2 separate regions of the Homo sapiens genome follow, and region 2 is linked to region 1. The links are chromatin loops, found by intact Hi-C in ENCODE. Cell type or tissue: CD4-positive, alpha-beta T cell. All regions are shown on one strand. Links, peaks and the distances in the headings refer to the core of each region. The heading gives the core; the rest is flanking DNA. Region 1 has its middle 11 kb from the start of KCNA2. Region 2 holds the start of KCNC4 (potassium voltage-gated channel subfamily C member 4).

Evidence for each region. Peaks named below come from ENCODE experiments on the same cell type or tissue, not always from the same donor. Only the 100,000 strongest peaks of a DNase experiment are listed, where the experiment ranks them.
Region 2: a loop joins it to region 1, with 4 times the contacts of the local background. A loop is called at or near these places in 12 of 110 quality-filtered maps.

Annotation. Positions count from the first base shown.
Region 1 is chr1:110,611,843-110,622,893 of GRCh38, forward strand. It overlaps a transcript of KCNA2 not described here. Among named protein-coding and RNA genes, the nearest start is that of KCNA2, 11 kb to the left of the region's middle. In CD4-positive, alpha-beta T cell, for the core only: CTCF peaks have their summits at 4,115 (motif pointing left), 7,687 (motif pointing right) and 7,911; DNase peaks (open chromatin) are centred at 4,099, 7,699, 8,039 and 8,669; H3K4me3 peaks cover 1,320 bases; H3K27ac peaks cover 890 bases.
Region 2 is chr1:110,203,610-110,219,464 of GRCh38, forward strand. KCNC4 (potassium voltage-gated channel subfamily C member 4) reads left to right here and starts at 6,705. Exons shown (of 4, transcript NM_001039574.3): 1 at 6,705-8,568. The coding sequence starts at 7,891. KCNC4-DT (KCNC4 divergent transcript) reads right to left here and starts at 6,378. Exons shown (of 2, transcript NR_046546.1): 1 at 6,002-6,378; 2 at 4,841-5,595. RefSeq lists silencers at 4,303-4,362, 4,373-4,422, 6,385-7,064 and enhancers at 8,302-9,190, 11,542-11,621. In CD4-positive, alpha-beta T cell, for the core only: CTCF peaks have their summits at 4,338 (motif pointing right) and 4,538; DNase peaks (open chromatin) are centred at 4,312, 6,552, 7,522, 8,012 and 2 weaker places; H3K4me3 peaks cover 2,368 bases; H3K27ac peaks cover 955 bases.

The sequences.
Region 1 (11,051 bases), core at 3,052-11,051:
TGAAACTCCATCTCTACAAAAAATACAAAAATTAGCCAGCACGGTGGTGCATGCCTGTAGACCCAGCTACTCAGGAGGCTTAGGTAGGCGGATCAGCTGAGCCCCAGCGCGGTGGAGGTTGCAGTGAGCTGAGATTGCACCACTGCACGACAGTCTGGGTGACAGGGTGAGAACCTGTCTCAAATAAATAAATAAATAAAATAAAAGAACATGTTAAGGAATGGCTAATGAGGGTAGTCCCTCCCTCATGGTTTGGAGCTGCTGCTCTGGTTCAAGCAGTGTGCTCGTTGTCTTACCATGAGGCCCCCTGCTGCTAATACTCAAAGGCAGTACAGCAAGGTGGTGGAAGTACAGTCACGCGTCACCTAACGATGGAGACACATCCTGAGAAATGTGTCAGGTGATCTCATCGTTGTGCAAACATCGTAGAGTGTACTTACACAAACGTAGATGGCATAGCCTGCCACACACCCAGGCTGTATGGTAGAGCCTTTTGCCCTAGGCTACAAACCTGTACAGCATGTTACTGTGCTGAATAGTGTAGGTGATTGTAACACACTGGTAACAACATTCACCCAGTTGCCCAAACCAGAAGCCTGGATGTCCTTATCAACTGTCTTCTTCCTCCTTCACCCGACACACTCCACATGCAGCCAATCACTTGGCCTTGGTGTCTGTTTGCTTCTCTCTGATTCCCTCTCCCTCCCCACGCCGCCCTGGTTCAAGCCACCAGCAGGCACAGTCTGGGTCACTGCAACCCCTGTTGGTCCTGTCTTCAGACTTGTTCCCCTCTGGTCTCTTCTCCCCACAGTTGCTATAGAGACCCCACTAAAGTGCAGGTAGGATCTATCACCTCTTCAACTACTCATTGGTGCCCTATTGCTAGGATCAACCTGCATTTCCTAAAAAGCGAGCAAAGCCTTTCATGATCTGATGTTCCCCTGTCTTCCCTCTAAACCTCCATCCTGGAAGTCCACACTGGCATCACATTAAACTGCCTCGAAAGCTCTAACTGGCTTAAAACAGACAGGTCAGGTTAAGACTTGAAGTCAGACAGGCCTGGGGTGGAGCCCCTCCTCCACTGCTTGCCATTCACATGACCTTAGGTGGGGTGTTTTTCCTCTCTGAGTCTCAGGTTCCAATCTGTAAAATGGGATTAATAATGCCCAATGCTTGCTCTGAGGATTAAATGAGATAGTGGGCACAAGGTATTTATCTCAGTGACTTCCAGGAAGGTGTCAAGAAACGTGAGCTTCCAGATGGCTCCAGGTGTTTCTGCTTTGACTCCAGCAGCCCCCTGGCCAGAATGCCCTACCTTCCTCCTTCCCTGTCACTTCAATGACTTCTTCTGACACTCAACTTATGTCACATCCTCCACGAAGCCTTTCTTAACCCTCTTCCTGGTCTCCACCCACCAACAATATGCTCCGGACACAGACCTGTCACACCAGGTCCTGAGGGGCCTGTGTCCATCTGCACGCAGTCTTCCACTAGGTGGAAGCACCCTGAGGGCAGGGCCATGTCTCTTCTGCCCTTGCATACTGGTATCTGCTCCAGGCTGGGCACAAAGAAGCTGCCCTGGCAGTGTTTGTGAACCAGCAAACACCAGCAGATGCACAGCCTCTATGGTGCCCACAGCTTAACTGCCTCTCCTTGCCTTTCAGCCCTAGACTTGGTGTCCTTAGAGGGCCCTCACTTCTGAAGAAACTTGAGTTGCCACAGGGCCAGCCAGGGGCTATTTCTGACTCCTGCCCAAGAGGCTGAGAGGGGTCAAGAGGGAAGACCAGCCTTGCACCAGTCACTACTACCAGGAGGAGGATGCACCAGGCAACCCCTGTATCAGAGGATAGCAGGGCAGGGAGGAGGGTTTCCCAGAGCTGGTGGCTCCCTCTCTATTTTATAGAGAGCTTAAGCATCTTGTTCAGGGTCACCCAGCCAGTCCAGGCAAGAACCACGGTTTGAACTCAGGCACTGTGGCTCCAGAATTCATGCTCCTATCCATCCTGCTGTGCTGTTCTCATAGAGTGGGTATACTGTGGGCTGGACCTCGTCCTGTCCACTAGTCACTCTGTGCTTTAAGCTCTCCTAAGGACCCGTGGTCTTCCAGCTTCTGCTCACACGTGCTTATTGCCTCCTACCAAGGATCATTCCAACTTTGGACAGAGCTAACTTTTCAATTGCCTTTTGTGGACCTGGAATTATCCTTCTTGAAGCTTTCACTCAGGCGTCCCACCTGTGGCCATAGAGAGCAATTCTTCCTCCCCTCCCCTGCACCTTGCAGAGATCAGCACTTTACAAAGTTGAAAACAGTGGCGAGGAGCTCCATGGCTTCTCTTCTTTGAGGTCATTATTCCCAGGTCCTCAACTCTTCCTTATATGCTGTGGCTTGAGGTCTTGCACTACCCTGGCCATCCTCGGAAGTTTTCTAACTTCAAAGTGGGCCATGTATCAAAGTCTCCAGAGGAGAACACTTTGACCCTAGTGTGGCCCAGTTATCCCAGAAGTGCAGACAGTATCACTGTTTTTGCTTCATAAAAGTAGCCTAACACAGGTTGACTCCCTAGTGTCTGCGTTATGTGGCTGAATTAGCTGGGCCTGAAGGTTACTCTAAGCCCCACGTCCTTCTTCTCTCCCTTTTATGGCCTTTGGTCAATAGAGAAGAGGAATAGAACAGAAAAACAAGAAGCAAGTTGATATCATGGAAAGGCCCTTGGCCTGCCAGTTTCTGTCCTGACTTTATTACCAGGTGACCTTGTAAGTCACTTCCCCTCTTTGGGCCCCAGTTTCTTCATCTGTAAAATGGGAAAGCTGGGCTACTTCTTATTCTATGATTCGTTCTTCAACTTTACCTGGCTGAGGAATGGGAGCCTTAAGCAGATGAATGCATATACCTCCTTTATCTCCACTGGCACCATGGGTCCTCCTACTGTCACTATTTTGCTGAGAGGACATCAAGGCTCAGAGGTCATAGGACCTGCTCAAGGTTGCATGGCTCTAGTAAGTGGCAGAGCTGGGATTCCAGCCCAGACTTTGCTGATCCCCACATCAACCGTTACCCCAACACATGTCACTGCCTGTTTAAAAGGGAGAAAGGACTTTCAAAGATGCCAAATCATTTTGAAAACGAATCCTGCAAACATTCCAAACAGTGCAAACCTGATGCTCAGTGCATCTTAATGATGTTCTCTGAGTCCAAGAAGGGTCATTACAAAGGGAACACAGGGAATCTTTGACTCTGAGGCCTTGCAGAAAGGGGCTGAAATTGCAGTGAGGAGTTTCCTGAAGTTCAACCTGAGGAAAATGACTGGCCCTACTGGAAGTTTCATGGCCTAAGGCACCCAAAGGCGACCTGTAAGATCACAGCAGGGCCCGCCTGCCACACACCACTTACCTAGGGCCTTACCTGAATGCTAAGGAAGTAGAATTAGAGGCATGAAAGACTAGGTAGAAAACAGTTGGATAAAAAAACGTGTTTGTTGAATGGAGTAAACTCTTGTGTGGACAGGCAGTGGGGCTTGCCCTGGGAACTCAAATCTGAGGCTCTGGAGTGACTCAGCCTCTCTGGCTCAAGTATTTTTATTTTTATTTCAAACATACATATTTTCTGAATTGATTAAAAGAACAAAACATCCTAAGTCCCCTACTCCCAAACTCTCCTGCTATGAGGAGGTTGAAGGTGGTCACTAGAATGGGGCTATTAGAAAGATTTTCTTTGCCACCAGATGTTCCGCTCCTGATCTTCCTTAAAGGCAATCCCTTGGCACTACTTGTTAGTGTCAGCAACAGTGATGCTTTGGTGCTTCGATCGACCCAAGTCTTTGAAGCAGGGGAGGGAAAGGTAGACAAGTGAGGAGGTGGCTAAATCATCCTGGCATTCCTGGTGTTGCAGAACCAACGTGTATCTAGAAGAGTACAGGGAAGATGACTTAGGAGTGGAAGAGAGCCTGGGGCACAAACGACAGCTAGGAGGAGGGACAGAGGGTCGGGGCGCCTGGGGAGGAGAACCTCTGTGGTTTCCTGTCCCTCTCACACTCGCAACCAGGAGTCTTGGGATGCTTGCTGTTCACCTGAAATTCTAGGCTCATCCAACAGTGCCACCCAATGGCCACATGGGTGCAGGGACGTGCCTAAGGAAGTGGAAACCAGATGGGAGGAGAAAAGAGCCTCACCAATTCAGAAAAAGAGAGACCTGAGTTTCTTTCTGCCTTGAGGATGTGGTATAGGGCTCTCCAGGGGTCTTTGGACCTGGGCAGAGCCATGCTTTAAGGGTTCTGCATGCCTCAAAGGAATTCCTCTCTTCTCTGAACTCTGGCCATTAGAATCTGCTGGGTTAAATCAGGGACTCTGTAACCTGCAGATCCCCAAGTCAGCCTGGAGAGATGGGGCATCTGTAGCCCCTGGCCCAGGCTTCACTTCCTGAGATGATGAGGGGCTGGCAATGCAGCCCCACCCCCACCCCCACCACCCAGGTTCATCTAGTCAGGGTCAGGGGCCGTGGCAGTTGTCAGGTCAGCTCTGTGGGACAGCGGGGTAGAGGGTGGAAGTCAGAATGTGGAGTGACTTCATAGGGGGCTGCGCATCACTTCCCTTCTCTTCCAGCTGCACCTTTCCAAAGTCCAGGAGCTTTCAGGAAATAAGAAAAAGTTCTTTCTTTAAGAAACATGGGACCCCAGAGTTAGATCATAAATAAGCCAGCATGGTTCCTAAGGAAAAAACAACAGAGCCTGGGAACAACCGAGCCAGGGTCTAACTGAAACTCTCCAGGCTATGTGAGAAGGATAATTCCTAACAGAGGCAGGTGCTATGTTCACTCCCATTCAACAGTTACAGAAACAAGCTTGGTGAGGCTGAGTGGCTTGCCTGTAGCCACATAGCCAGCAGCTGGGTGCAAAAGGCAGGAGCTGAGTCATGGTCTGTCCTCTAGCCCCGGCTCTAAACCAGGCATCGAGCCAAGCACTGTGGGGGACACACAGAGCGTGGCACAGAGGAGGTGCTTGATAAATACTAGTTCCTTCCCTAGAAGGATGGATAAGGAAGCAGAATTGTCAACAATTGACTCTAACCCAAGGCAGAATGAATTGGCTTAAATTGAAGAATAAAGTACAAAAGCACCTAAGAAGAGGAAAGCCTTCACCAAGGATGGAAATTGAGAGATGTCTTTACGGAGGAGCAGAATGTCCAAAGACCCCGAAAGAGGTGTTGAAGTGAAGCTTGGGCATTCTTCATGGGCAATCTGCATGCCTCACTGCCTGCTTCATTCATTCACTCCCTGGAGAAGGGCTCTCTGCAACAGCCTATCTCACACTGTGTGAGGAGGGATTTTGAGGATTTTGTTCTCTCCTGTACCCCCAGTGCCTGGAGCACACTGGGAGCTTAATACATATTTGTGAGCTAAATACCCAAATGGGTGAGTGGATTCCAGGAAAAAGGCACAACAGGGACAGACCAGAGAAGCAGCCTCACCTGTGCCAGGGACTCTGCGCCAGATGGAGTGCCAGGAGCGAGCAGTGTGGGAGGACATGGTAAAATGAGAGGTCGATGGGGGAAGACTGAGAAAGGCCTTGAAGTCATGCTGAGGAGTTCAGGTTGTCCTGTAGGTGATAGGGAGCCATTGAGAGTTCTGAGTGGGAGAGACAGGATCCAATCTATGTTTCAGAAAGATAACTTGGGAAATGTGGAGTATAGTGGAAAGGATGGGTCTAAGAGCAGAGGCAGGAAACTGGTAAGGAGGAGGTTGCTTCCCCTCAGAGATGTCAAGGGTCTGGACTCAGGCCATTTGTTCAATAGGTGAACGGTAGAAGGGATGAAGGCAGTGATGAAGAGAAAAGCACCAAAAGGGAGACATTACAGGGAGTGTAGGATTCAGTGATCAGCGAGATGGGAGAGGGAGAGAGAGTGTGGAGGGGCCGCCACAGGGCTTCAGAGAGGTGGTGTGCGAAGTGCATGTGCACCTGTGTGTGTGCACTCATGCATGTGTCGAGGGATGGAGCTCACATGGTGGGCAGTTCTGACATACATGGGGGTTTGTGGGGCTGCTCTGATGGGCCTGTTCCTTGTCAACAGGGCAGATGGCAATGCTGGCCTGATGCTCAGGAGAGAGGTAGAGGGTAGGGAATGGAGAGTTGAAAGTCATCATCATGGAGGGGTCATTGAAGCCAAGGGTGAGAATGAGATCCCCCAGGATGAGAATGTAGATGGAGTGAGAAGAGCAGAGAGGGCCTGGGTGCGGCGGCTCATGCCTGTAATCCCAGCATTTTGGGAGGCCAAAGCAGGAGGATTGCTTGAGGCCAGGAGTTTGAAACCAGCTTGTGCAACATAGTGAGACCCTGTCTCTACAAAAAATAATTTAAAAAAATTATCTGGGCATGATGGCACCCACCTGTAGTCTTAGCTACTTGGGAGCCTGAGGTGGGAGGATCACTTGAGTCCAAGAGTTCGAGGTTACAGTGAGGTATGATCGTGCCACTGCACTCCTGGCTGACATGTGAGTGACCTGTCAGTGTGTGAGAAAAGGCATTTTATCCTCTTTTAATTCCTCTCTGGAGAGTGGAGCCTAGAACCCTGACTGCCTCTGACCTTGCCGTCCAGTTAGGGTGTGGCCCTGGAATGTGGCTGCCTTCCCTCAGTTCTTTCCCTGTGGAATTGCTGCTCTGTGTGGGCTTCCTTTCCTTTCGGAGGTAGGATGAGGCAGCTTGGGTGGCCCTCAGATGGGAAAAAGACCCAGGAGAGCCACGAAAGGAACATAAGGAGAGGATGGAGAGGGTAGAGAGCCCTGCTCAGGTGCACCGAACATCATGACTTAGAGTCTAATTGGCAGCTCAAACATGGCACATCCCAAACCAAATTCTTGCTTCCTTCCCATGCCCCCACACCTGAACCCCCATCCCTCTGAGTAGCACCACTCCTCCCTCATCCAGTTGCTCAGGCCCAAACCCCGGGACACAGCCTTTGGCTAATCCAACAGGGATTCCTATGGCCTCTGCCTTCAGACCATCTTCTGAACCAGATGTCTTATCTCTTCCGGCAGGCGAAGCAAACCTGGCCCCAGATGCTCTACTCTCACCTGGGCTCCTCACAGGCCTCCCTGTTCCTATTCATGCCCTCGCAGAAGCCAGAGTGATTTTATAAACAACATAAATCGAGTTGTTTTATGCCTTTGTTCAAAGTCCAGTAGTTGTTCACTACTCTCAGAACTAAGCCTGAAGTCCTATGGCCCAGAAGGCTCTGTACCGTCTGTCCCCTGGACACCTTTCTGACTTCATTTCCAACCACCCTCTGCAGCTGCCTCCTTCCTGGTCTCCACACCCAAAGAATGCATCCCTGTGGCCTGGCTGTCCCCACTCCCTGGGAGACTGTACCCCCAAACATGCTCATGACTTGCTCTGCTTACACATTACTTTATGTAATTCCTTTATGGGGCCTCTGCTTACACATTACTTCCTAGGAGATGCCTGGCACACACTAGGAAAACGAATGAATGCATGTATGATAATACCGGTTTTAACCTTGTGCCTGGCACATAGGAAGTTCTTACAAGGTCTCCTGTCTCGGCTATGAAATCTGCTCCCACTCCCAAGGGTATGGCTGGTTCTTTGTAAAGGAGGCCCCTCCTACACATACAAGGTGGAAATCAGCTCTGCAGAAAAGACAGACGCACGAGCTGCCACTGGCCGCCAGGGGGCGCCACATGCAGCGGTATCTGCACACTGTGGCTCGGGCGGCAATGCGGCAATCTGGGAGGGCTGCGGCCGTCAACGCCCACGCAGCAGGGAGAGACCGGGAGTGGACAGCCACAGGCAGGGCTTCTTAACCAGCCGCGCCTGGCTCCCTGCGCATCCCGTATCCCGGGTCCTAAGAGATAAAAGGTCAGGGGAGATTTTGAGGGTTTGATATTTTTCGCCACCTATTTGTTAAGCCCTTAAACCCCAGCACTTTCAGTCACCTGAGGTCACCTCTCTGACAACACCTCCCCTTCCGCATTCTAAAAATACAAAACCCAGAAACAGAAGCTTTAGTGTGGTTAAGTAACATACACTCTCTGCCTGACAAACTCCTCAGCCCTCCCCTGGACAGCTCCCAGTCTCTCCAAGCCGACTTAACGTCCTAGGAGACCACCTCTCCCTGTTCACGTGCCCTGTAGCAAATGCTGCTGTGAACTGCGATTGTGTGAGCTTCCTGAGAGCAGCTTAATGAGAGAGAGAGAGCGAGAGCGAGAGAGAGAGAGAGAGAGAGAGAGAGAGAGAGAGTGAGTGAGAGAGAGAGAGAGAAATTTGGTGGGTAAGACTTCTCAGCCCCCAGACCAAATTGGATATCCCTAACATACCCCTGTCCTCACACATCCCGGCCTCTCCTTTCAGACCCTCTCTTCTCCTTTCCCTCTGTGTGAACCATGTCAGGCAGGTTAGCCTTGGAGGCTCTCAGTGTAGACAGTGTCTTAGAGATCCCCTCACTCTTCTTGGGTGCACCCGGCAAACACGGGTTCCAGGAACTCACTGATCACCGCCCCATCCACAGCCCAGGTCTTCCTGTTGTTTTGTGGTCTACTGTGATTGGTGGGAACGTCTGCCCACCGTAGCCAGCAAACTCTGTCTCCCAGGCATGGCTGCCCATCGTCTCACCTGTCTTTCCCATTGCGCCTTCTCGGAGGTGAAGGCTGTGCTGTTAAGAACCCCACTTGGCAGAAGGCCAGAGAGGAGGGCTGGGCAGGGCAGGGTAGGGCATGAACAGTGAGCTGTTGGTCTAGGCAGGGCATGAATTGATGGTGAGCTGTTGGCCTAACCAACAGATGGTCTGAGGTGAGGATGCAGGGTGGAGAGAGTGCTAGGGTCAAGGTAGCATTTGAAGTGGGTAAAGTCGGTCATCTAGGTGCTCCTGTCATCCACATAGCTCCTGAGTTTTGTTCATTATCACTGAAAGTTCCTTTTAAAATATCCTTCCCACACACCCCCAGCGGCCCCGTGTGTTGGATCATCTTGCCTGCAAAACAAACTGCTCTTATTATGTAATGATGAGTGAGTGCGTCTATCCACCGTTAACAACCTGAACATTTGTAACAACCAACATAGCTTCTGGCTGGCGTGAGAGGCTGTGGACTGCCTCACTCTCACTAAAGTGTGAGAATTCAGCCCCAAGTAGAGTCACTTGACATTCTGTTTTGCCTGGGCAGGCTTGTCACATGTAATAGTGTGACTTTCTCTCAGGCTTCTTGAAATTCTAAAATAACTGAAGCGCCTCCATATGACCCTCTTGGACAACCAATCTCTGGGGATTCCTGGGTGCGGATACTGGCTTTGGTGTCTGACTTGCTCTGTCCTGCAGAGTCCCACTCCTTGTTTGCTGGGTGGGTAAGTGTTCATTAGCTAATATTTTTAACGGTTTCCATAAAAAATGGATTAGTGTGCTAATTTTAACCATAGCTTCACATGGCATAATGCCTTAGCCCAATAAAATACATAAAATTGTATATACAGCCTGATTATAACTTCATTAAAAAGCAACAACAAGGGGTAGGATTTCTAGCCATGGCAGAGTGAAGATAAAATTATATGCTTATATTAGAAAAGAAGATCTTACATCAATGACCTCGTTTCCAACTTAAGAAACTAGAAAAAGGAGAGCAAGTGAAACCCAAAATGAGCAGAAGGAAGGAAATAATAAAGATTAGAATGGAAATTGATAAAACAGAGAACAATAGATAAAATCAATGAAATCAAAACTGGTACTTTAAGAAGATTAATAAAATAGATAAGTATCTAGCCAGTCTAACCAGAAAAAAAGAGAAATAACCAATATCAGAAATGAGAGAGATGACATTACTATTATTAACTCTACAGACCTCAAAAGGACAATGAGGGAAATTCTAAACAACTCTATGACAATAAATTGGACAACTTGGTTGAAATGGAGAAATTCCGTGAGAGACATAAACTACCAAACCTCACACAAAGGAAACAAATAACCCAGTACCCCATAGTTATTTAAAAAATAAATATGTAGTTTAAAACCTGCTTAGTTTTAACTAATTTTCTTGGTTAAAAACAAAGAAAATTCCAGGTTCAGATGCTAAACTGACTAATGCTACCAAATGTTTAAGGAAGAAATAATTCTACACAAATTCTTTTAGAAAATGGAAAAGATAATACTTTTCAATCCATTATGTGAGGCCAGCATTACACTTATACCAAAACCAGACAAAAACATCACCAGTAAAGAAAACTACAGGACAATATGCTTCATGAACATAGACGTACAAACCGAATAAAGACGTATGAAATCAAATACAAAATAATAAGAAAAGAATAATACATCATGACCAAATGGAGTTTGTCATAGAAATTCAAGGTTGGTTTAACTTTAAGAAATCAATGTAATTCACCATATGAAAAATATGAAAAAGCAAAACCACATGATTATCTTAATAGACAGAGAAAAATGTTTGAAAATATTCAGTATTCACTTGTGATAACATCTTTCAGCAAACTAGGAATAAAGGGAGTTTTTTTGACCTAATAAAATACATCTATAAAAAAACCTGTAGCCAACATTATACTTAATGATGAAAGACGGAATGCTTTCCTTCTAAAATCAAGAAGACAAGGATTTCTGCTTTCACCATTTCTATTTAAGATTCTATTGGAGCTTGTACCCAGCACAATAAGGTAAGGAAAAGAAATAAATGGCATCTAGATTGTAAAGGAAGAAGCAAAATTATCTTTATTCACAGGTGGCATGGTTATTTATGTAGAAAATCCAATGGAATCTACCAAAAGAGCTACTAGAATTCATAAGTGAGTTTAGAGAGATGTCACAATACAAGATCAATGTACAAAAATCAATCATTTTTCTAAATACAACAAACAATTATAAATTGAGATTTAAAAACCCCATTTACAATAGCATTAAAATATAAGATACTTAGGGACAAATCTGAGAAAGGATGTGAAAGACCTATACACTGAAAATTCTGAAACATTAATGGTAGAAATGAAAGACCTAAATAATTGGAAAAATAGACTGCATTCCAAGGTCAGAAGATAATATTGTCAAGACAT
Region 2 (15,855 bases), core at 3,096-11,095, 410 kb before region 1:
TGGGAGGCCTTGAGCGAGTCATTTAATCGCTCTGAGCTTAAATGTCCTAGTCTGTAAAACAGACATAATAAATAGATTCAATGAGATAACACATGTTGGTCCAGTTATCTATTGCTGTGTTCCAAGTTACTCCAAGTCTGAGCGGCTTAAAACAACCATTCTATCTCGCAGTTTTCTGAGTAAGGAATTCAGGCAGGACTCGTCTGAGCAACTCTTCTGGTGGCAACCAAGGTCACTCAGTGATATTCAACTAGCAGCGAACTAGTCTGGAGGGTCCAAGGCAGCTGCCCTCACATTCACTCAAATGCCGGGCACTCCAGTGAGAATGGCTGGAAGACTGAGTTCAGCTGGGCCTGCCGGCCAGAGTGAGCACCTACAACTGCCTCTCCAGCATGGCTACTTGGCCAGACTTCTGACTGAAGGGCTTAGGGTCCCCAGAGAGACCATTTCAAGAGACAGGAGGTGGAAGCTGCCAGGTTTTTAAGGCCTGGGGCTGGAAAATGGCACAGTACCTCTACCATCTTCTGTGGGTCACAGCATCTGCCCAAATAAAGGGGAGGGCACACAGAAGCCCCCCTTGTTGATGGGGAGTGGGGAGAGTCTGGCTGCCCATGTAATGGGCTGATTCTAGAGTGTTAGGGATCTTTGTCATCAGTCACCTGCACATGCATGGAAGCCTTCTCCTGAGGGGATGTCAGCTTAGAGACACAGAACTGGGACACACAGCAGGTCATTTCTGGTGGGGAGGTGAGTGGTTAAGTTTGGGCCCTGGGTGGAGGGAGCAGTCAGAGGAGGATGAGAAGGGCATGCAGGAGGACAGGTGAGGCCACTGCTTCTGCCTCAGGTTTGCCCCAGGGCAGGTGGCATGAGTGGTTTGAATCATGGGTCTGTCGCCAACCATACCACCTTGGGGAAGCCACTTTAACCCTGGAATCTCCATTTTCTGATCTGTAAAAGGAGGACGACAATAAAATCTCTTCCTTAGAGATGGTATGAGGGAAAAATGAACTTCATCAGTAACATCTACTGGAATACAGTATCGACTTCTTTCCATATGGGGATACAATAGGTGCTCATTAAATATTTCCTTCCTTCCTTCTTGCGATCCTGGGCAAGGCCATGGGGCCTACTTCATTCTGGGGGCCCCATCACCCATGCAATGAGCCATCTCCTAAAGCTATTCACAAAGGACAGTTTCAGCCTAAAATCCAGAGAAGCCAAGGAAGGAAGGCAGAAAAGGAACTCTCTCCAGGAAAGGGAGTACCAGAGTGTGGGGGTCTCACTGATCCTGTACATTATCATGTTCACCCCAGCAGTCACCACCAGACAGCTCCAGTCATAGGGACTTGGGCCAAGGCTAAAGTATTCCACAGACCACAAGGCTATTGTGGGGTTTTGTTTTTGTTTTCTTTGTTGTTGGTTGGCCCCAAATTCTTTTTAATACTTCTCCCATCAAAAGTGGAGTCTATGCTCCTCCTCTTGAATCTGGGTGAGCAAATGCTTCCTGTGACCAACAGGGTATAGTAGAAGTGATGCTATGTGACTTCCAAGGCTAGATTAGGAAAGGCCGTGCCACTTCCACCTGGTGTTCTAGGGATACTCATTCTAGAGGCAGCCAGCTGCCATGTAAGACAGCCAACCACCCTGAGACTGCCATGCTAGGGAGGCGATATGTTTGCAGATGCTTAGGTTGACAGCTTCAGCTGAGCTTCCAGCCAACAGCCAGTGTCAACTGCCAGCCACATGAACACAGCATACTGAACGTTTAGCCCAGCTGAGCTTCAGATGTTTGCAGCCCGCTGACATCTGATTGTAGCTGCATAAGAGACCCTAAGCAAGAACTGTTCAACTGAGCCCTTCCTTATTTCCTGACCCATAAAATAATAAACAAAATAAAATGGCTGTTGGGTTTATATCACTACATACTAGGGGTAATTTGTTTCATAACAATAGTAACCAGAATATGAACCTTAGTGATTATCTGGTCAAACCTCCTTGTACAACAATGGGGGAAACGGAGGCCCAAAGAGGAAAAGACCAGACTTCCCACAACCAAGCAAGGGGAAGATCGGGGCCAATGCCTGGGTTTCTTGACTCCCAATCTAGTGCACTCTCTGCCACACAGCAAGAAACTGACAGGGAGGACTCCTCCCCCGCCACCCCCCGCCTCATTAATTCCATGCATCAAGCAAGCATGAATCAGGTATTTTGAGTGCCTGGGATTGTGCTGAGCACTGGGAATATACAAAGGACCAGGCAAGAGTCCCTGGCTCGCAGAGGCAGTCACAATCTGACTTGGGCATCTCCCTTCCTGGCACACTCACTGGTGCCAGGCACGCTGCTGCATTCTTTAATTACATCATCTTAGGTGGGAAGAAACCTTGAGATGGGAGAAGACTATGCCTGTCATTCAACCACAAACCCTTACAAAGATTGATCCATGCCAGGCACAGTCCTGGCTGCAGAGCATAAAGACTCAGTGGGGATCTGCTCTCTGTCCCTGGGTCTGAGCTGCCTGGGTTCTGGGTCCCTCCATTCTGCCCAGGGCTGACCCAAGCAGGGAAGAATCCCTGGACTTCAGGAGCACCCAAGAGGAACCTGAGTTTGGCCTGTCTCTCCAGACACCTGCTTCCCCTTTCCCCAGGATATTGCTGGAGGGGACTGGGCCCATCAGGACTAATTAACTCCTCTAATGGAATGAACCAGTTTTTCCTGGAACTTAGCCCAGGTGGGAGCAATCTCTACTTTTCTAGATGGAGAAATGCTAAGTGTCAAGAGGTCTTGCCAGCCGGACCCTGGGCTAGCGTGCATGTGGCAGGCGCGGTGGCGGGAGTGTGCTGTCTGGATGCAGGCTGAGTTCCCAGCCCAGGAGCCTTAAACAAGGAGGCCTCTAGGGTCCACTCAGCTGGTGGCCCCCGTATCGTTCTCTGTCCTTGGCCCAACACCAGCCCTAGCTCCGTCTCTCAGAGTTCGCTGCTGCTGCTTAGGCCTGACATCCCTAAGCGGGGGGAAGGTGTCCATGAGCTAACACTCAGGTCCCCTCCAACCCTATGACTCCAGGTCCATAGTGTATGAGGCCCTGAGCCCTGCCCAGGCCCGAGCTTCTGATCTCTTCTCTTTAAGAGCTGGGCCTTCAAAGGCCACCTTTGAGCCCCAGATACAACTTCACTGGGATTACCACAGCAACCCAACCCTGCTTTCAGTCCTGAGGCAGAGCCATTCTACTGATCTTCACAAGACCTGAATTACTAGGGCTAGGTTCTCCCCAGAGCCCCTCCCCCACCAACCCCCCTCCCCCCAAAGAAGGCTCTCACATTTGATTTGGAGCCTGCAAGTCTCTGCAGGCTGCTTGGGGTTGGGGGAGGCAGGATGAAGTGAGCTGAGACGCAGACAGGAGGCTGCCAGCCTGCTCTTGCCTTCCCTTCTCTTGTTCCCCCATGAGCGGGGAGGCCCTATCACCCTCTAATGAGTCTGATAAAGCAATTCAATTTTCCAGGCTGGGAGAGAGTGAGGCATGCTGGGAAAGGATGCTGGCTCCTTGGCCTGGACCTGAAGGAGGGTCAGTCCCTGGCAGGAGCTAGAATACCAAAAAGGGAAAGTGTGAGCACCAATGGATAGAACCTTGCCTTGGCCTGGAGCCCCTCACCACAAACAGGTTTCAAAGAAGGAAGATGGAGAGGAGATTGGATGGCTCCAGTCATCCTAAAGAGGCTGAGCCCATACAAAGCTCCCAGTGGGGAAAGGGGAAGGGTAAACGGCTTTGATTTCAGGCTTTCAGCTTCCTACGGACAGGGTCAGCGTCGGCACTCAGAGGGTGAGGACCTTATTATGCGGGTGGAGGGGGGGCCTGGAAAGGGTGCAGGTGCTTGACAGCCTCCATCGGTGCCCCTTTAGAATCTCCCATGGCCCTCTCTTCCTATTCTTTCACCACACCCTCACCCCTGATGAGGGAAACCCGCTGTGGCTGACACCTTCTGTGAACTGGCTTTCAGACAGGTGCTCTTCCCTGACAGCCTGAAGAAGCCAGGGCACTAAGGAGAGGACAAAAGAGAAAAGGTGAAAATGAGGGAAAGAAGCTTGGGGAACTAGGAATTTCCAATAGTGGCTGCTTTGTGGTCTTGCTTAAGCCTGTCAGGTATCAAGGTCTTGGAGGAATGAAGAAGGGAGGGAGTAGGCAGAGTCCCAATGGCAGAGTTAGGCTAGAAGATGTACCTGAGGTCCTGGAATCAACAGGAAGCCCAGAATCAGCTGCCACCCCATCTGCCCACATCACAGCCCCCAGAGCTCAGGGCGAGGTCTGGAGCCAGGATGTTCTAGCACCACCAGAGGGCAGCACCCTCACATCCATGGTAGGCTGTGTCACAGTAGCCTGGGCAGGGGGCTCTCCTATCCTTCCCCGGCTCTGTGTTTTGAGGGAACACCAAGACCTCACACAAAGAAATGATGGGGACAAGTCCCATAGTGCTAACTGCAGCATATCGACTCCCTCAGAGAGGTACACGTAACAGGTGAGCCCAGAGTTCTAGAATAAACCTTCAGCAAGGGTGAGGCATTCTCTGGAGGCCTCAGGACTGAGGCTGAGCTCCCCTCTCCCGAGCTGGTCAGTGCACAGAGCTGGGAGTCCTGGCCCCATGCACCTTTACCCAGCTGCCTCTCTCAGGCTGGGCCCTCTGTTTTTGTCAGCTCTTCCTAGGTTCCTATGCCTGTGTCCCAACTTTCTGATCTTCCTCCCTTCCCTCTTGGCCTCCTTTTTCCCTGGCAGCTTTCTCCCTTTACCCATCTCCCCAGGTGCTCATCACTATCCACAAGCACCGCAGAGTGGAAGCACCAGTTGGGCAGATTTACTAGGATGAGTGGCTGTTTTATTCACTGATGTATTTCCAGTACCCGGAACTGCTTCTGGCATATCGTAGGTATTCAATAAGTGTTCATTGAGTTAATAAGTCAATCAGGGGTGGGATACTATGGGTTTTGTCCCCTTGCCTACTACACTCCCTTTGTTACAATTACTGAGCTCAGTCATCCTGATGAACGGAAAGCAGGGGAGAGACCCCAAGGGACTTTGCCAGGACACGGACCAGATAGGACTTGAAAGTTATTCATTACATTAATATTCTGTGGTTCTTTCTTCCTCACTCCAGTTTCTGGCCTGTCCCGGGTCTTCTCTTCCCAGTCACACTTGGGATATTTCTTTTCACTGCAGCAAACTCAAAGACAGCTAAACTCTGAAATACAAACATCAGTTTCGAGGAGCAGGGACTGGGCACAAAGGGGGTGCCAGTAAATGTGTGTTTCTGATTAACTCACCTCCCCTGCGTGTCAGTACAGATCATCAAAGATCATTGTCATTTTGGTTTTCTGGCCTCATTAATAATGAGACTTTTGCTTGTAAAAATCCCTTGCATTGGCACTGAGCTTTTAACCTTTCCTGAGACACACATAGGCCCTTGTCTTGTTTTTCTCAGTTGAGCTAGGTACTGCCTGATCTGGAACTGGGAAGGTGCACAGGTGTCCAGGGCAGGTGTGTCATTCACCTTTCATTTCTGCCTCAAGATCTCTTTACATCATCCAGACAGGCATGGAGGCTGCCTGAAGCTGTAAAAAAGAAAAAAAAACCCAATGGGGATTAATATGAAGATGTAAAATAGGTTCTGGACTTAACAAAAACAAATGAATCTGGAAATTGCTCTTGGGATAGGGCCAGTAAAGTCCTGTTGGTGCCTACGTTTTGGGTATGGCAGCTTCTCAATCACTTAGCAAACAGGTTCTCAGAGGCAGGCACTGTGGGAGCTATCAAGATGAAAAAGCACAATGCCGCCTGCAGGAGCTCAGGGTTAGGGAGGGGAGAGGAGACATATACACAGGCAAAGTCAAATTGTAATGGGTAGAATAAGAGTAGAAACAGGAAGGGGTCATGAGGCAGGACACGGGCATTTCCTATGTGGACCCCAGAGCAATGACGAGCAAAGGCTTTAACTAATGACTTTTCAGGGCCACCCACCCACTCCACATCCATAAAACATTTCGCGATGAACACAGCCAGAGCTACGGTTTCCTTCCATCCGGCACAAGAAGCGCTTCTCTGCCCAAGGCCACCCCGTCCTCCATTCCATCGCGGGGACTTTGGTGGCTGGGACAGAGGCGGAGAGCATCAAGACCATGGGTGTCTTGGGCTACGTTGGGCCTCCGAGGCGCAGGATGCGGGGCGGGGTGGTCAGAAGGCCCCAACACGGTCCCTGGGAAAGGAGAGGGCAGCCTGATCCTCGCGACAGCGTCTCTACCCTCTTTCTTCCTTGGCCTTCCGTCAGCCGCAGTGAAACGGCAACAGTGCGACCAGCTTGGCGGGGAGGGGGCGAGGGACGAAGCAAGAAGAGCCGGGCGGAGGTTAGAGGTCAGGGGTCGAGAGCGCTTCGGTGTCAGCGGGCTGCGGTGGGAGGAGCTGCGGGCCCGGGGGAGGCGCGGAGCAGGGCTGAGGGGGGCGGGAGGGGTTGCCGGCGGAAGCGCGCAGGGGCGGCGCGCTGGGCTGGGCACTGGCGGCGAGGAGGTGACGCGCTTGGTTGGGGCTCGGCTCCGGGGAGGAAGACTGCGCTCGGTCGCCAGGGCCTGCAGTGAGTCGGATCGGCCCCGCGCTGCGCCGCGCCCCGCCCACCCCGCCCCGCGAAGGGCGCGTCTGGGCGAGGCGGGGCCCCGGAGGAAAAGGCGCCACTGGGGCGTGGCGGCCGCTGCCAGCGCCGGAGGGAGACCATGAGCCCCTAGGGCCCCAGCCCACCGGCGCCGAGGCGCCCCCTCCCCTATGCCACCTCGCGCCCGCCCCCTGCCGCGCGCGAGCCAAGGCCGGCGCCCCGCCCGGAGATGGGCAGACGCGTAGATGGCGTGGCTCCCAGCGCCGCCAGATCGCAGGAACCAGGCGCCGGGGCGTTGCGCTGAGGCTCCCTCTCCGCGCGGCCCGGGAAGCCTGCAGGTGTCCTTGGCCGCTCGGCCGCCGCCCCCGGTACACCTTCGCCAGTGCCCAGAGCCCGGCTCCCCAGAGCGGCCCCGCCCCCCAGGCTCGGCGCCGCGCAGGACGCCCCGTCTGAGGCACCCCCGCCCCAGCGCGGCCCCCGCAGCGCTGCGCCCGGTCCGGCGCAGCTCCCAGCCGCGGACGCAGGACCCGAGGCTCGCTCCTGCGGGCGCGCTTGTTTTCCAGCTGCCGCCTCGCCCTGCGCAGCCCCCGCCCGCCCGGCCGCCGCTCTCTGCTCTGCCCCGCCTGCCTTCCTCGCCCGGCGCTGGATTTATGAATGGGGGGAAGAGGCCACATGCCGCCGCCGCCGCCTCGTGTTGACCGCAAGCAGCCCGGGCCCACGGAGCTCCGGCTGCCGTGAGAGTGTCGGCCTGGCCCCGGCAGCCGCTCGGAGGACTTGTTGCTGCTGCGCTGCCGCCGCTGCGGGGAAGCCGGCTATTCCGGGGCTTGGTGCGGTCTTGGAGCCGGAGGGTGGCCCGTGTGAGCGCGAGCGCCCCGGACCTTCGCGGTGCGCGTGGACTGTGCGCTTCCTCGTCTTTGGTCGGGGTGAAGGCGGGGGCGTGTCCCCGGCCCAGAGCGTTTGTGTGTCCCGTCGTAGCGGGGGACCGCGTGTGTGCTTGCTTCTACTTCCCCGGGTCCTCCCTCTCTGCGCCTCCCTCTCTCCGGAGCTTCCTGCCCTAACCCCAACCACCTGTGTACCGGAGAAATCCAACTCCTCCCGCTCCGCGTCCTAGGGGGATAGGCAGGGGCAAGCCCAAGCCGCAGAGGGGGCCGCCACCGCCTCCTGCCTCCTCTTCGTCTCCTCCCCCTCCCCCGTCTGACGCTGCCTCCTCGGGAAGGGTGTTTGGAGGGCAGCGGCCGCCCCAAGCCGGAGCCCCGCAGCGCTTCTTATGATCAGCTCGGTGTGTGTCTCCTCCTACCGCGGGCGCAAGTCGGGGAACAAGCCTCCGTCCAAAACATGTCTGAAGGAGGAGATGGCCAAGGGCGAGGCGTCGGAGAAGATCATCATCAACGTGGGCGGCACGCGACATGAGACCTACCGCAGCACCCTGCGCACCCTACCGGGAACCCGCCTCGCCTGGCTGGCCGACCCCGACGGCGGGGGCCGGCCCGAGACCGATGGCGGCGGTGTGGGTAGCAGCGGCAGCAGCGGCGGCGGGGGCTGCGAGTTCTTCTTCGACAGGCACCCGGGCGTCTTCGCCTACGTGCTCAACTACTACCGCACCGGCAAGCTGCACTGCCCCGCGGACGTGTGCGGGCCGCTCTTCGAAGAGGAGCTCACCTTCTGGGGCATCGACGAGACCGACGTGGAACCCTGCTGCTGGATGACCTACCGGCAGCACCGCGACGCCGAGGAGGCGCTCGACATCTTCGAGAGCCCGGACGGAGGCGGCAGCGGCGCGGGGCCCAGCGACGAGGCCGGCGACGATGAGCGGGAGCTGGCCCTGCAGCGACTGGGCCCCCACGAGGGAGGCGCGGGCCATGGCGCCGGGTCTGGGGGCTGCCGCGGCTGGCAGCCCCGCATGTGGGCGCTCTTCGAGGATCCCTACTCCTCCCGGGCCGCTAGGGTGAGTGGCAGGAGCCCGTGTCTCCCCATCTTGGGTCTGCAAGGGGTCCGTGGTGGGTGGTGGGTAGGGGCCGGGAGGAGCAGGGACCGAGCCTGACTTACCTTACCACCGCAGATTGTTCCCGCCTTCCTCTCAACCCCCCTCCGTGGCTCGCAGGGGAATTACACACTCCCACCCTCTCCCCTGCACGCTCCATCAGGAGATTGCACACACTTGACTTACTACTTGGACCCAGTCCCAGCTGCCTGCTTTGCCGCATCCCCTCCAGTGAGTGGGGTGCCCAGCTCAGCTCCTCCACCCCCTTCTTTGGTCTGCACAGGCTGCCCTATCTTCAGCTGCCCTCCACTCCACACAGGACTACGGTCCTGGAAGAGCTGGAATTTGGTCTTCTGATGGGGGCAGGCAGGGTTGAGAGGAAGGAAACTAGGGTGGGTTTTGTTAGATGCTTCCATGCCGTGCCACCTCATTTACATCCTCCCAGCAGCTCAGTGTGCTCACAACTATGCACTTCAGAGAGGAGGATATAGGCTTCAGCATCTTAAGCTCAGAAGAGGCAAAGCTGAGACCACAATCCGGCCTCCTTTCCAGGTTTAAGAAAGGCATTCTTTCTGCCAGGGAGGATACCATGCCCCTGAGGCTTCCTGCACACCTGGGATGTCCTGGCCTCAGCTGGGGTGAGAGGAGAATTAAACACGAAGGGCCTAGCGTTCTAGGCTCTGCAGGCTCCCACGGCCAGTGGCCAGCCACAGGCTTCCTGGTGATGATACCAGATTTTTGTTGCCGCTTCTTTTCTTTCTGCTGCAGCACAAACTGTCTTTCCAGAAAGCCCTGGTTCAGGTTACTGCTTGAAATGGGTGTATGAGGGAAGGGGGAAGCACAGGTTGATTTAGGCAAGACCTACCGCCTCCTCCCCAAGTAAATCCAGTTTCCCTAACTCCTTTAGGTGAAAGGGGAGAACGGGGGAGGTGCTTCCCCCATTATGCTTCGACAGCTAAAAAAAAAAAAAAAAAAAAAAAAAAATCCCTGAAGGATGGCTTTAGATTCTTTAAAGAAAGAAAACTCTGGGGGCTGGTGTCGGATCTCATGGTCAGCAGCCTAAAGCCTGGCTGGAGTCTGTCTGGGAGACAGGAAAGAGCAATGTAACTTGTTGGGTCTGGGGACTGCTGCTTGCTGTGGAACCTGGTTGGTTCCTCCAGCATCCCAAATTGTCATGTTAATGAGTCTCAGAGCACCCTCCCTTTCCCAGCACCCCTGTGCTGGACTCCTTCCTAGTCATAGAAGAAGGCAGGGTAGGGAATTGGGGAACAGGCCTGCAGGGAAAAGCCAGGCTGGCATAAATGCCAGGCCAGGGCAGATGCATCTTCTGCCTGGAAGAGAAGGGAGGAGCAGAGGTCTCAGGGGCCATGGCATACCGGGCTGGGGCTGCAGGCAGCCACGAGAAGGCAGGGATCTTTCTCAGGACTGACAACAAAGCTAGAGGCAACTGTCTGGGTTTCTTTCCTTGCAGCCCTGAGACTGGCTAAGAAGGTGAGGGCATAGTGATGCCCCTGGCCTGGGTCTGCTGTGAGTTCTACAGACTTCTCATGTAGGTCACTAACCTTGCTAGTGTTAGCACTTGGCTGTCTGCATTAGGGGAGAGAGGGCAGGCACACATCATTCAGACTCTTTCAAAGTTGGGGGTCGGGGAGGAGAGATAGAGATAGAGATGGGGAAAGGGGACAAACCAGGGAAGCAGGGATGAGATGAGGTGGTTAGGGGAGCTAGGCCCTATTTCTGAGCATTCTGGGACTTCTAGGGGCTTTTCACCTGCTCTTCTTCCCCTCTGGAATTCCAGGTGGCACCCCACATATCATTGAGTTTATTTTCTTCCTAACTCACTGCTGAATGGCCAAGCCAGGGGGCCTCTTTGAGTAAGCTCAGAGCCTGGCCTGCCCCTGGAAGTCTTCCCAGGAACCCAGGGTGCTTTGCCCCTTTGACATGGAATCACATCAGCCCAGGCATTCCAGTTGAGGTCTTGAAGTTTATGATGGAGCAAGGTTAATTCTTCCATTTAAACATTGAGAAAACCAGGATTCAGAGACATTAAGTTTCTTGCCAAAGACATTTAACTAATAGCAGAGGCAGGAAACCACCCCTAGTTTCCAGCCTTCTGGTTGTTCATCCTGATGTGAATATCTGGATGGAGCTCTGGCCAACACATGCACTAAAAGAGGACTTGCCTCCTGCTCAGGAGCCCAGGCAAAGGCAACCCTCACCTGCTCCCGGGACACACAAGTGGGAATACATAATTTTTACAAATTAATGAATAACTGCTCATTATTGAGCACCCCAGACAGATACATTGCTGTATATACTTTACATTAATCTCTAATCCTCCCAATAAACTTAAAACCCGGTGATTATCCCCGTTTAATAGATTGAGGCTGTGAGAAGGTAAACAACTTGCCTGAGATCACACAGCCAGATAGTGGCCAGGCTTTGAATCAAAGCCAGAGTCCCTGACTCCCAAGCCCTTGCTCTTGTGATTACAACACCTTCTTTCCACTGAACTAGGCTGTTTTTGAGGCAGAGAGCTTGTTTCTTACTGTAGCCTGAGAAATGTCCTTCTGAGGTTCTGTACCTCCTGTGGATGACATCAGAAAACCCAGGGGCAGATGGAGACGTCAGAAGGAAGACTTACTGTATTACCCCTCCAGGCCTGAGGGTACTATGCCATGCGGGGAGTTCTGGGGCTGCACTTTCCCCCCTCCATTTGCCCCTGGCTTGTCACACTGTCCCATCCTTCCCAGCCCTGTTCCCCCCGGTATATGTGCTACCTTCCCTCGCTCACAGCTACCTCCTCCCTGGAAGGGCCCGCAGCACTGTGGGGTGGTGGGCGAAGAGGGAGAGAGGAGCAGTGCTCTGCCCTGAGGCGTCCTTTCGCACACAGCAACCTGGTCATTTGAGTAGTGCGTTATGACAGGAGCAAAACGATACAAATGGAAAGTGAACTGAGCTGATTATGAGAGCCTGTTGCCTAGCTACAGGCCTGGCCCAAGGAGCTGTTCCGCTCAGGCAGGCTCCTGGACTGGGATGCTCACCCCTGCTCCACTGTGCTGGGCCCATGGGCAGCTGCTGCTGTGGTTCCGTTTCTGTGGCCTGAGCTGGGAACAGGTACGAGGGGCAGGGCAGAGTGAAGGCTCACCGTGGAGACTTCACAGCCTCAGGGGGCCCAGTGGAGGTTTGGCAGCATCCGAAACTTTAGAAACCTGCACCTTCTTTTCTGAGAGCAGACAAGAGGCCTGGAGAATGGGGCCAGGATGCCCTTCCCCTACCCTAGTCTCCAAGGTCTCCAGGGCAGGGCTGGCTTTAGCTCAGCTATCAGCCTTATTAAGGATTACAGTTCCTCTCCTTTGGCTAAATCAGCACATTTTTCCTGTGATGTTTCCCTTTTGAGTAGAGGAGGGGACCCACAGGAACTCCCTGCTCCAGGAAGGCAGCTCCAGCAGGGTCTTCCCCTTTGTTAAGTGTCAGTTACTATGTGGGAGGCTTGGCCTGTGCTTTCTGCTACTACTCATCTGGCCTAGGTGAGGCAGATATTGTTAACATCTGTGTATCAGTATACAGATAAGGAAACAGGCCTGGTGGGGCTTTCTCAAGGTCGCACCACTTGTGGTAGAACTAGGATCCAAACCTAGGTCTCATCAATCTAAGTCTGTGCTCCTCCTATGGCCTCTGGCTCCTGCCCAGAGAGGATCTCTGGTTTCCAGAGGGTGGCCCCTCACTGGAGAGCTTCTTCCTCCACTCTGCTCTTATCTGTTCCTTTACTTCTCACTCCCCAGAATTGGTCAAGGATAACCTCTCTTCTCACTGTGGGATTTCCATAGGAAAAATGAAGGGAGGCGTGGCTGGGAGAAAAGACTAAGGGAAGCTCCCTGGCCCAGGCAGAGCATGAAACCAAGGCCTTCTAGGAAAGGAGCAGAGCTGCATTCCTGCCTGCCCGCTTCTGAAGTTCCCTGGCTTCTCTGGTCCGGGCATTGCCTGGGGGACAGGTCAGTGATCACGACAGGCTTTAAAGTGAGGGCCAGGACTCACTGATGCTGTGCCCTCTGAGCTAGGGTGAACCAGGAACCTGAGCCCAGGAGGGCAGTACCCTGGCTTTCTGAGCTCCCCAGGAGGGCAGTGCCAAGCCTGCCCGGGGCAGCCCCTCCACCTCCTTCCTGAGGAGCAGGCAGGGGCCAGGCTGAAGGCTGCAGGACTCCCTGCAGGCCCTGCCCGCAGGGCATCCTCCCAGTTTCCTCTTGGGTTTGTTTTCTTCTCTTGTTCTGAACAGATCAACATTTGTCTCTGAACATCTTGTCTCTGAATGCTGAGGTGTTTCTGGTTGTCACATTAGGGGTGGGGTGTGGAGTAGGGAAGGGGAGAAAGTAAACGAGCTATTTTGGAGACTCGGGGGAAGAGCAGGCAGGCAGGAGCAGAGCCAGGCAGCTTGGCCTTGAGGGTAGGAGACCCTGGGCCCTTCACCCCCACCCATGGGCAGTGTCAGCCTGGGATGCTGGGCACCAGAGCTCTGTGCAACCCTCATTCCCTGTGCGTAACTGACTTGCCATGACCTCTGGCCCTGCTCCCTGCTGGAATTTTCTTCAGGCTAAGGGGTGGTCACCTGGCCCCTAGCAGGGGTCCTTATCTGGAAGTGGACCTGGCTCGCTCTGGAGGGCAGCAGAGGTCCTAGGGCCCCAGCACCTAGAGGTATTACTGGGCATATACCCTTGTCACTTTGTCCCAGTCAGTGGAGCTGATGACCTCTTCTTCTGACAGGCTCATCAGGACCAGGAGAGAGAGCAGGGGGTCACCTTGGCCCCAGTCATTCAGAAAACACTTACTGCGTACTTACCATACACATGTGGGGTTCTAGAAATCCAAAGATGAGTCAGAGGGGGCCATGCTCCTGACAAAAGCCAAGTCGGGTAGAGTAAGTGGCAGTCAAGGGAAATTAGGTGACAAGAAATGGCAACAGTAATACAAGACGGATCATGAGAGGTGCCACAGGAGTCGTAAGAAAATAAAGTTCAATAGGAAGTGAGAGGAGGAATCAATAAATCCCACCTCTACGTGGGATGAGGTGTAGGAGGTGTTCAGAGAGGCTTCCACAAGGAACTAGAAGTTGAATTGGGTGGGCCTTGTAGGATACTGACTTAGTGCCTTAAATAATTTTTTCAAAGAGTCACATTATAAATACATACATAAATAAATAAAATTTCCATGTGGGTAGAGCTAAACCATATGCAGCGTTAGGGAAAGGGGGAATTTTCTGGTCAGGTGACCAGCTCAAGCAGAGCTTGGACAGTGTGGGGCCTGGGTGGGCAATAACCAGGAATTCCATTTGACTGAATAGCGGGTTCTTGGATAGTGATCCGGGCTAGACTGAATTCCTTCTGGGGTAGGGACTCATCCGTTCTGGGCAACCCAGAGGCCCTGAGAGGCCCCAAGTGCTGGCTCGTCGGAGGGTGAGCATAGGTAGAGGTGGGTTCTGGACACTGGGACCAGAAGGTCCTGGCTCAGCATGGGGTGGGGGCAGGGCCAGGTCCTGTTCCTAGGGGCACCCATGGAGGGGAGAGGAGGGGATGTTTCTCTGCTGGGACCTAGGCCTTAGTGCGGGCCCTCAACCAGGAGCCAGGGATAGCTCAGAGATGCTTTGTTTGGCAGACCTTCTCATTTCCTGCCTCTTACCCCCGGGACTGCCCCACTGTCTTCCAGCACTGCCTGGGCACAAGGATCTTGCTTCCCTGGAAGGCTCAGTCCCTCAGTCCCTCACCCCATCCCCACAGATCTTACTCTGCCAGTGTCTTTGGCTGTGTTCTCAATTTTCCCTTCTCCTACACTTCATCCTTAATATAGGTTTTTGGGCCTGAGTCTCCTTATGTTTATCTGTCCATCTGTCTCCCTGGCCCTTCTTCCTGGGCTCTCCTCCCCTGCCCCCGCTGATTGTATGCAGTTCCCAATGATTGGTGTCTGTCACCTCTCCCCTCGACCCAGCCTGTGCCAGATTCCTGGAATGCTCTAGGCTTTGTGCTGAGTTTTACAAGTATCATTTCTTTGCATCCTCAAAACAACTGTACCAGGTAGATACTACCCTCATCCCCTCAAACATAGCAAGCAGATTGTAGCCTCAGGACCTTTGCACTACTCATCCCTTCTGCCTCGAACTCTCCGGTTCTTCGTATGACTCACTCCTTCACTCTTCAGGGCTGTTCAGGTGTCACCTTGTCATTAAGGCCTTACCTGACCTCTCTATTGGAAACAACTCCCCTATCCTCCCACCCGTTATCTCCTTTTTCTCTTTATTTTTTTTCATAACCCTTAGACCACCTGACATACTGTGTATTTTGCTTGTTTATTTGTTAAAGTCGGCCTCCACTAGAATGTAAGGTCCCGGGGCAAGGGTGGTTGTCTGGTATTTTCCCAAACACGGTGTCTTGTACTTGGTAGGCGCTCCCTTTTTCACTTTATAAATGAAGACCTTAAGGCTTGGAGAGGTTAAGGAACTCATGCAGGTCTCATATGCAGTCAGTAGCAGAGCCCAACTTGAACCCAGAAGTGTGTGGCTTTACATTTCTAGGGACAGTCCAACGGTGGGGTTGGTGGAGGAGGATGGTAATAGGGCTGAACAACTGGGCCTTTGGAGAGGGGTGAGTTTTCAACAGGACACAGGAGCCCAGGGGGCGCAGGGAGTTGGGAGGAGAGGCGCTCTCCTGCTTAGAGGATGGGAGCCTGCTGTCCAGGGTGCTGAGACCCTCCTGCATCCTCCCAGCAGGAGAGGAGCTGCCCCTGGTGGAGCCAGTTCACCGGCAGTTTTCTACTTGGGAAGTTTTGCCTTCCAGCAGAATCCATGCCCTTTGTGGTGGAAAGAACTAGCAGCTTCAGCCATGAAAATCAGGACAAGCAAGCACTCCTCCCTGGGCCTCAGTTTCTTCATCTGTAAAACAGCAGAAATGGAGTTGAACTGGATAACTTTCTCAGTCTCCGTTTTTCACTTCTAAAAAGCAAAGATTCTGTGGTATTTTGGCTCCAGATTCGGCTCACCTTCAAAAGCTGCACGCAGAGGACCCTAACCCTCCTCAACTCTTATCTCCATTTTATGGAGCACCTATTGGGTGCCAGGCATTTACCATGTAGAAGCTCATTTAATCCTACCGTAACACTGTGAAGGGGGTACTAGTACTGTCCCCATTTTATATAGAGGAAACAGGTGCAGAAGTTACCATTCATTTACCTGGTTGAGTGGCAGGGCCAGGATGAGGAATCCCG